2 separate regions of the Homo sapiens genome follow, and region 1 is linked to region 2. A link is an interaction called in ENCODE POLR2A ChIA-PET data of the cell type or tissue named here. Cell type or tissue: PC-3. All regions are shown on one strand. Each heading gives the region's core, and the rest is flanking DNA. Links, peaks and the distances in the headings are about the cores only.

Evidence for each region. Peaks named below come from ENCODE experiments on the same cell type or tissue, not always from the same donor. Only the 100,000 strongest peaks of a DNase experiment are listed, where the experiment ranks them.
Region 1: POLR2A ChIA-PET joins it to region 2 with 6 read pairs; 8 of 35 experiments call an interaction of 5 or more read pairs at or near these places.

The regions. Positions count from the first base shown.
Region 1 is chr1:7,986,067-7,990,455 of GRCh38, reverse strand. No RefSeq gene overlaps it. Among named protein-coding and RNA genes, the nearest start is that of PARK7, 27 kb to the right of the region's middle. RefSeq lists an enhancer at 1,687-1,746. In PC-3, for the core only: no CTCF peak of the experiment used is centred there; a DNase peak (open chromatin) is centred at 1,665.
Region 2 is chr1:8,059,302-8,063,690 of GRCh38, reverse strand. The region is part of intron 2 of ERRFI1-DT (ERRFI1 divergent transcript); the gene reads right to left. Among named protein-coding and RNA genes, the nearest start is that of ERRFI1-DT, 35 kb to the right of the region's middle. In PC-3, for the core only: no CTCF peak of the experiment used is centred there; DNase peaks (open chromatin) are centred at 1,540 and 2,260; H3K4me3 peaks cover 1,004 bases; H3K27ac peaks cover 3,975 bases.

The DNA.
Region 1 (4,389 bases), core at 122-4,121, 73 kb after region 2:
TGCTGGTGGTGATGGTGATGGTGGTGGTGAGTGTGGTGATGGTGGTGGTGAGGGTGATGGTGAGGGTGATGCTGGTGGTGATGGTGGTGGTGGTGGTGAAGGTGATGGTGGTGGTGATGGTGATGGTGGTGAGGGTGATGCTGGTGGTAATGATGGTGGTGATGGTGGTGGTGGTGAGTGTGGTGATAGTGGTGAGGGTGATGGTGAGGGTGGTGAGGGTGATGGTGATGACGGTGGTAGTGATGGTGATGATGGTGATGGTGATGGTAATGATGGTGATAGTGATGGTGGTGGTGGTGACAACAGTGGGGATGTTGATGATGATGGAGATGGTGATAGTGATTGTGGTGGTGGTGATGGTGATGGTGGTGAATCCAGCATTCACATTCTTCCCAGTGCTAAAGACCTTCCTTAGTGCTCAGTCCCATAAGAGCCCTTGGCCCCAGCCTGGATGCCTTGGGACTCAAGCTAGGGTCTGGGAAAAGGGCCAGCTCTGGAAAGGCCTCATGCTGGAACCGTGAAGAATGTGTCCAGCCCAGATGTGAAAAGGAACAGCCCCTTCCTCTGCACTGTGCTGACAGACTCCTTGTGTGCATGGGGAAGATGCTGTAGCTAATAAACAGGGAAGAGTCTGAGAGCAGCCCAGATCCCCCCCAGCACTCCTTGAATGCCCAGGTCCCTGCTGCTGCTTCCCTCTAAAAAGGGAGGGTGTTTTCTAAAAAAAACAAGCTAATTCTACAGGAGAACTGACTGCAGGAGAACATGATGTCCTCCTCATTCCTTAGGAAACCAACACCCTAGAATATAGAGTAAGTAACCAGACTCAGATGATACAGTTGGCTACTAAAGTAAAATCATATTTTACATTTGATGTTGCAGTTACAGAAATGAATCCTATGGCATAGGCCCAGTAGGCTCTTGACCTCTAGAAAGACTTTCTTCTCTGCAATGGATGATACCAATGACCACTTTTTCTAGGGTTACTGGTCAGACAGAGTTGGAGATGCAGCACATAAATGTCCACAAACTGGTAGAAGTTCTCGAAGATATGACAAGTGAAAAAGCAGGGGCAGAAGAATGCAACCCCTCTTGGGATTCTGGATAGAAGTTGATCCTTTTGTATAAAGAGTGAAAGAAAATCGGCTGGGCACAGTGGCTCACGCCTGTCACACCCTCACCCCCAAATCAGGAGGAGCACAGTCAAGCCACCTGCCACACATCTTAATCACACATCTGAATTCTGACTCCAGGTCACTTTTCAACTGTAGATAGCACCCCTCCCACTTAAGTTCCCAATTTTTGTTTGTCCCCTCCCCGACCAGAAGTTTAGGAAGCAAGTTTGTTCAGCCTGGGAAAGAAGTGGACAGATAAGAGAGAGTGGAGGTTTTAAAAATGTTATCAACATGCCAAAAGCTAGTCATTCAAGAAGGACCAGAAAAAGCCCAAGGTTTAGATAAAGCTGGTTCCTGGAGCCCCCATCCCAAACACTGTCAGAGAAAGGGAAATGAATCTTCACTACAATGCCTGGGCTCTGATAATACTGATTTACCTTAGAGATGCTCTTTTAGAAATGCTCATCTAGAAACACCTTTTCCTGCTGCCCTGAGGGCACAAAAACTCAAAGAGCCAATTTCTTTCACTATCTCCCTTCCTGTAGATATCTCTAAAATTCCAAGGAGCTTATTCAGAGGTAAGGGATGCTGGCAAAACACCTAGCAAACTTGAGAGAGTTTACAGTTGTTCACTATTAGTAATAAGTGGTTTTCAGATCAGCAGTTTCACTTTTTGTTCTTTTTTTTTGAGACAGAATCTCACTCTGTTGCCCAGGCTGGAGTGCAGTGCTGTGATCTTGGCTCACTGCAAACTCTGCTGCCCGGGTTCAAGCGATTCTCCTGCCTCAGCCTCCCAAGTAGCTGGGATTACAGGCGTCCGCCATCACGCCCAGCTAATTTTTGTAGTTTTTAGTAGAGACAGGGTTTCACCATCTTAATCAGGCTGGTCTTGAACTCCTGAACTCGTGATCCACCCACCTTGGCCTCCCAAAGTGTTGGGATTACAGGCATTAGCCACCGCACCCAGCCTGTGACTTTCAAATAGCAGGTATCCGCCGGGCACGGTGGCTCATGCCTGTAATCCCAGCACTTTGGAAGGCTAAGGCAGACAGATCACCTGAGGTCAGGAGTTCAAGACCAGCCTGGCCAATGTGGTGAAACCCTGTCTCTACTAAATATGCAAAAATTAGCTGGGCATGGCGGCAGGCAATTGTAATCCCAGCTACTTGGGAGGCTGAGGCAGAATTGCTTGAACCTGAAAGGTGGAGGTCGTGGTGAGCTGAGATAGGGCCATTCATTGGACTTCAGCCTGGGAGACAGAGAGACTCCGTCTCAAACAAACAAAACAAATAGCAGGTATCCAGTAAACAAACAGCAGGTGTCCAGTTTTCTTTCCTTATTAAAAGTGGGCTGGGCACTGTGGCTCACGCTGCAATCCTAGCACTTGGGAGGTTGAGGTAAGAGGATCACTTGAGCCCAGGAGTTTGAGACCAGCCTGGGCAACATACTGAAACCCTATCTCTACAAAAAATAACTAGCTGGACATGGTGGTGTGTGCCTGTAGTCTCAGCTACTTGGGTGGCTAAGGCATGAGGATCGCTTGAGCTGGGGAGGACCAGGCTGCAGTGAGCCATAGTTGCGCCACCACAATCCAGCCTGGGCAACAGAGCGAGACCCTGTCTCAAAAACAAAACAAGGCCAGGCGTGGTGGCTCATGCCTGTAATCCCAGGACTGTGGGAGGCCGAGGCAGGCGGATCACTTGAGGCTATGAGTTTGAGACCAGCCTGGGTAACACAGTGAAACCTCATCTCTACAAAAAATACCAAAAATTAGCTGGGCACAGTGGTGCGTGCATGTAGTCCCAGCTACTCAGGAGGCTGAGGCAGGAGAATTGCTTGAACCCAGGAGGCAGAAGTTGCAGTGAGCCGAGATCGAGATACTGCACTCCAGCAGACTAGAGTGAGATCCTGTCTCTAAAGAAAAAAACAACAAAAGTGTATTTTACCTCAAATTCACCAATCTGAACTCTAAATTCATCCCAGCCCCTCCCCCAAGGACTCCTTCACAAACTCAAGACATTGAATCTCCACATGATCTGTGTTCAAGTCAGAAATGTGGGGGTTGTGGCCGGGCGCAGTGGCTCACACATGAAATCCCAGCACTTTGGGAGGCCGAGGCAGGTGGATCACTTGAGGCCAGGAGTTCGAGACCAGCCTGGCCAACATGGCAAAACCCCGTCTCTACCAAAAATAAAAAATTAGCTGGGCATGGTGGCACACATCTGTAATCCCAGCTACTCGGGAGGCTGAGGCAGGAGAATCGCTTGAACTTGGGAGGTGGAGGTTGCTGTGAGCCGGGATCATCGTACCACTGCACTCCAGCCTGGGTAACAGAGCAAGACTCTGTCTCAAAAAAAAAAAAAAAAAAAAAAAAGTGGGGGTTGTCCCGGACGCCCTTCCTCTCACACCCTGAGTGGGTGCCCAATGCTGCCACCTGACTGGCCCCAGCATCCCGCCTGCCTGCGTGCCTGCTCCAGAAGGGTCTCTTCTCTGCAGGGCCAGTCTTTGAACGAGGTGGGTCAGGTCTCTCTCTGGTGGTTCTGTCTCTGTCTTGACACCTCACCATGGCCCTGGCTACCTCTCCAACTTCACCTCCTACCATGTTTCTCTAACCCGCCTCTCAATGCTCCTGCGGCAGGGCCTCTACACTCCCTGCTCCTGCTGCCTGGTATGCTCTGAACAGACACCTACTTGTCTCTTTCACACCCAAAAGTCCTCAGATTCCCACTAAGATCTCTTTTCGGAGAGGCCTTCACTTCCCATCATGCAATTCCCCTGTCACTGCCTCCTTACCCTCCTTAATTTTCTTCATAGAATGTGGGTATTTTCGTATTTGCTTTCATCTCTCCCCGGCACCCACAACATAAGCTCCCCAAGGACAAAGGCTGTGTTTCTCCCTGGCGTATTCCCAGCAGCAGGAACAGCACTTGGCACACAGTAGGTACTGACTGAGCACACAGCTGGGGAAGGAATGAAAGCCTAAGCACTGCTCCTACTTCACACCTGAAATGTCACTTCCTCAGAAGCCTCCCTCCCCACTCCCCACCATGGAAATCGTCTCTCCCTTAGCATTATCATCTGTTAAAGCACTTACTAAAATAGACAATTACACATGTGTTTGCATTGTAAAAGTTAACATCTGCCCAGCCTTCTGGACTAGGGTCAGCCACCCACAGCGTGAGAGCCGTCCCAAGCAGGTCTTTCGCTGGCAGTGACGAGACGGCTGCCAGTGCTCTGGGTTGCCAGCATATCCTCTTGGCCACTCCAGCAGCTATGA
Region 2 (4,389 bases), core at 302-4,301:
AATATAAGACCCTGAAACAATGCCAAAGAAGGCTGTTTTAGAAAAATGACAGAGTACACATATCCTTTAAATCCAGTAACATTCCCTTTTAGCAGCAATTGGTGTCATCAAGCAATAATGGGAATAAGCAAAAGCACACAGGCTTCCAAGTCAGACAGACTGCCACCATTTAGTAGCTGTGTGACCTTGGGCCAGTTACCTAACCTCTCTGACACCTCATTTTCTTCATCTGCAAAATGGTGATAATTATACCTACTTTTAAAAGATTATGGTATAAAGGTTAAATGAAATAATATATGTAAATGCACAATGCCTGGCACACAATAACCTCCAATAAACAGTCACTACAATCGTTTGCCTGAAGATTCTTCGTTGGCTTTGCATTTCTAATAAATAAATAAATGTTTCGAGACTTTCTTTTTTCTTTTTACCACCAAGTGAGGCAAAGCTGACTCTGCTTTCTGTCCAACCCTACTTTTTTTTTTTTTTTTTTTTTGAGACAGGCTGGAATGCAGTGGTGCCCTCATGGCTCCCTGCAGCCTTGACTTCCTGGGCTCAAGCAATCCTCCCACCTCTGCCTCCCAAGTAGCTGGGATCACAGGCGTCAGCCACCATGCCCCGCCAATTTTTGTATTTTTTTGTAGAGATATTTGCCTTGGCTCCTATCTCATCTCTTGATTTGAATCATAACAAAAATAGAAGCAAAAATCCTTGAGTGCCAACTCATGGGTCCTGAATACAAACAAGAAGGTGAGACTTCCATAAATGAAGCAACTAGAACGAGGTTTTAAAAACGTATCTCTGAGCCAGGCACAGTGGCTCATGCCTATAATCCCAGCACTTTGGGAGGCTGAGACACGAGGATCACTTGAGCCCACGAGTTGGAGACCAGCCTGGGCAACAGAGTGAGACCCTGTCTCTACAAAAAAAAAAAAAAAAAAAAAAAAACTTAAAAAAATAGATAGGCATGGTGGCACACGCCTGAGGTCCCAGCACTCTGGGCGGCTCAGGAGAGAGGGTCACTTGAGGACAGGAGTTTGAGACCAGCCTGAGCAACATAGCAAGACCCCATCTCTATGAAATAAAAATAAATAAATCATAAATAAAAACTGTATGGTCCAGGCTGGGTACAGTGGCTCACACCTGTAATCCCAGTGCACTTTGGGTGGCCGAGGCGGGTGGTTCACTTGAGGCCAGTAGTTTGAGACCAGCGTGGCCAACATGGTGAAACCCTGTCTCTACTAAAAATACAAAAAAATTAGCCAGGCGCGTGCCTGTAATCCCAACTACTCAAGAGGCTGAGGCAGGAGAATCACTTGAACCCAGGAGGTGGGAGGCAGAGATTGCAGTGAGCCAAGATGGCGCCACTGTACTTCAGCCTGGGCCACAGAGTGAGACTCCGTCTCAAAAAAACAATAATAAACCTGTATAGTCCAGTCCTAGATTATGTGATGTAGACTGAAATACTATGGTGATTCACAAGTGGCAAAATGTGATATGGGTTAGAGCAGTGACTCACAAACTTTCTGTGATAAAGGGTCACTTCTTTCGTTTTACTTTGTTTGGTTTGGTTTTATTTTGTTTTGTTTTAATTTCCACCCCTTCAGGAACCAAAAATCAGTCCTATTGCCCATGACTTTAACACAGCTCACGCAGCATGCAACTCATCACAAGTTCAACAGCATCCAAAGGGGTCCATGCCCCGTCAAGACTAATTCCCTGATCATATGCTTGGGTGTTGGGGACAAATGCTCAATTGCTAAAAAGTCTCTTACCCTTATTTACTTTCGATTTCTGCGTTCCTCTTGTCACAAACCGTAACAAGCAGATTCCGAACTAGTTCTAAACTAGTAGTTCGCAAACTACTCTGTGAGTTTGTCCTGATCTGGATGTAAAGGGTCGGATTTTGGTTCTCAGAGGAGCATCCCAGAAGGAGCAGTGGAAGACAAAGCCAGGTCCTAGAGGCTGGAAGAAACCCTGCATGTACTTGGTATCATTATTTTTATCACAGCTCAGTACAAATCAGTAGAATTTGGGGTGGGGTATAAGATACAGCAAGAACCTCTATATTTCATAAAATGAGGGGAAAATTATTTCAGTAAGGATCCCAAAAACAACAAAAAGAAGAAACACACATGAGGGTGTTTCCAAACCACCATCTATCTCACTGGCTTAGCAGCAGCAGCTGAGGAGTGGAAGCCAGAAGTACATTCCCATGGAGGAAAGTAAACACTTCATGTTTGCACATCCATCTCAGGAATCCTCTTAGTCACTGAAGGAAAGCAGACAGGAGTGAGTCCAAGGTTTTGGTCAAACCCTGCCTGGCATGAACTAATGAGCTCAGGCTCAGGCCATACTGCCTGGGTTCAGATCCTGGCTCATCCATTTCCTAGCTGTGTAGCCTGGGGCAAGTTGCTTGACCTCTCTTTGCTTCTATTTCCTCAGCCATAAGGTGGGAACTACCCTTCATCAAAGAGTAGCTGTGAGGACTGAAGGAGGCAACGCATGTAAGTCCTTTAGAACAAAGCCTATTACATTGGAAGTGTTATTATTATTATTATTATTATTATTATTATTATTATTGAGACAGAGCCTCGCTCTGTTGCCTAGGCTGGAGTGCAGTGGTACAATCTAGGCTCACTGCAGCATCCGCCTCCTGGGTTCAAGCGATTCTCCTGCCTCAGCCTCCCATGCAGCTGGGATTACAGGTGAGCACCACAACACCAGGCTAATTTCTGTATTTTTAGTAGAGACAAGGTTTCACCATGTTGTCCAGGCTGGTCTGGAACTCCTGACCTCAGGTGATCCGCCCACCTTGGCCTCCCAAAATGCTGGGATTACAGGTGTGAGCCACCACGCCCTGCCATTATTATTATTATTCGGAGACAGGGTCTTGCTCTGTTACCCAGGCTGCAGTGCAGTGGTGCGATCGTGGCTTACTGCAGCCTAGGCTTCCCAGGCTCAAGTGATCCTCCCAGCTCAGCCTCCTGAGTAGCTGGAACCACAGGCACACACCACCATGCCCGGCTAATTTTTTTATTTTTATTTTTTGTAGAGACAGGGTCTTGTTATGTTGCCCAGGTTTATTTTTTATTTTTTATTTTTTTTGAGACAGAGTCTCACTCTTTTGAGTTGCTCAGGCTGGAGTGCAATGGCGCCATTTCAGCTCACTGCAACCTCCGCCTTCCGGGTTCAAGCAATTCTTCTGCCTCAGCCTCCCAAGCAGCTGGGATTACAGGTGCCCACCACCAAGCCTGGCTAACTTTTTGTACTTTTAGTAGAGACAGGATTTCATCATGTTGGCCAAGCTGGTCTCAAACTCCTGACCTAAGGTGATCCACTCGCCTCGGCCTCCCAAAGTGCTGGGATTACAGGCATGAGCCACTGCACCTGGCCCCAGGTTGACCTTGAATTCCTGGGCTCAAGTGATCCTCCAGCCTCGACCTCCCAAAGTGTTGGGATTCCAGGTGTAAGCCACTACGCCCAGCCAGCTATTACTAGTACTGCTACTACTGCTACTATTACTATTTTTATTAGGCTTTTTTCTTCTTGCAGGTTCATTCCCAAGACCAATTTTAGAAGTATTTAAGAAGTCCTAGTCTAATTCAGCAGCTCAGATGATGAACCCCTGATATTCAAAAGCCCTAAGTCTGAACAGAGCCTCTAGGAATTACTGTTTCATTGGCCCCCTTCTCGCAGTTAGTTGCTACTCACATCCTTCAAAGCCCTGATCAAATCTCACCTTCTCAATTAAGCTGTATTAATTAGAAATTGTGTATAACTGCACGGAATAGAAACCCATCTCCTCGACCAGAGGCAGGGTCTCACACTTGTAATCCCAACACTCTGGGAGGTTGAGGTAGGATTGTCTGAAGCCAGGAGTTTGAGACCAGCCTGAGCAACAAAGCAAGACCCCTGTCTCTACAAAGAAAATAATAATAATAATAAAAGAAACCCACCTACTGTGGCAGAATGAAAAAGGAGCACATTGTCATCACTTAACAAGAAGTCAGGACAGAAAGACCAGGTCTGGGCCGGGCACGGTGGCTCACGCCTCTTAGTACTTTGGCAGGCCGAGGTGGGAGGATCACTTGAGCCCAGGAGTTCAAGACCAACCCGAGCAATACAGTGAGACCCTATCTTTACAAAAAGAAATTTAAAAATTAGCCGGGCGTGGTGGCACATTCCTGTGGTCCCAGCTACTCAGAAGGCTGAGGTGGAAGGATTGCATGACCCTGGGAAGTTAAGGCTGCAGTGAGCTGTGATTGCACCACAGCACTCCAGCCTGGGCGACAGAACAAGACCCTGTCTCAAAAAAAGAAAAAAAAAAAACAAAAAAGAAAGAAAGAAATATTTACATGCCTTATAAGGTTAATGTTATGAAGAATA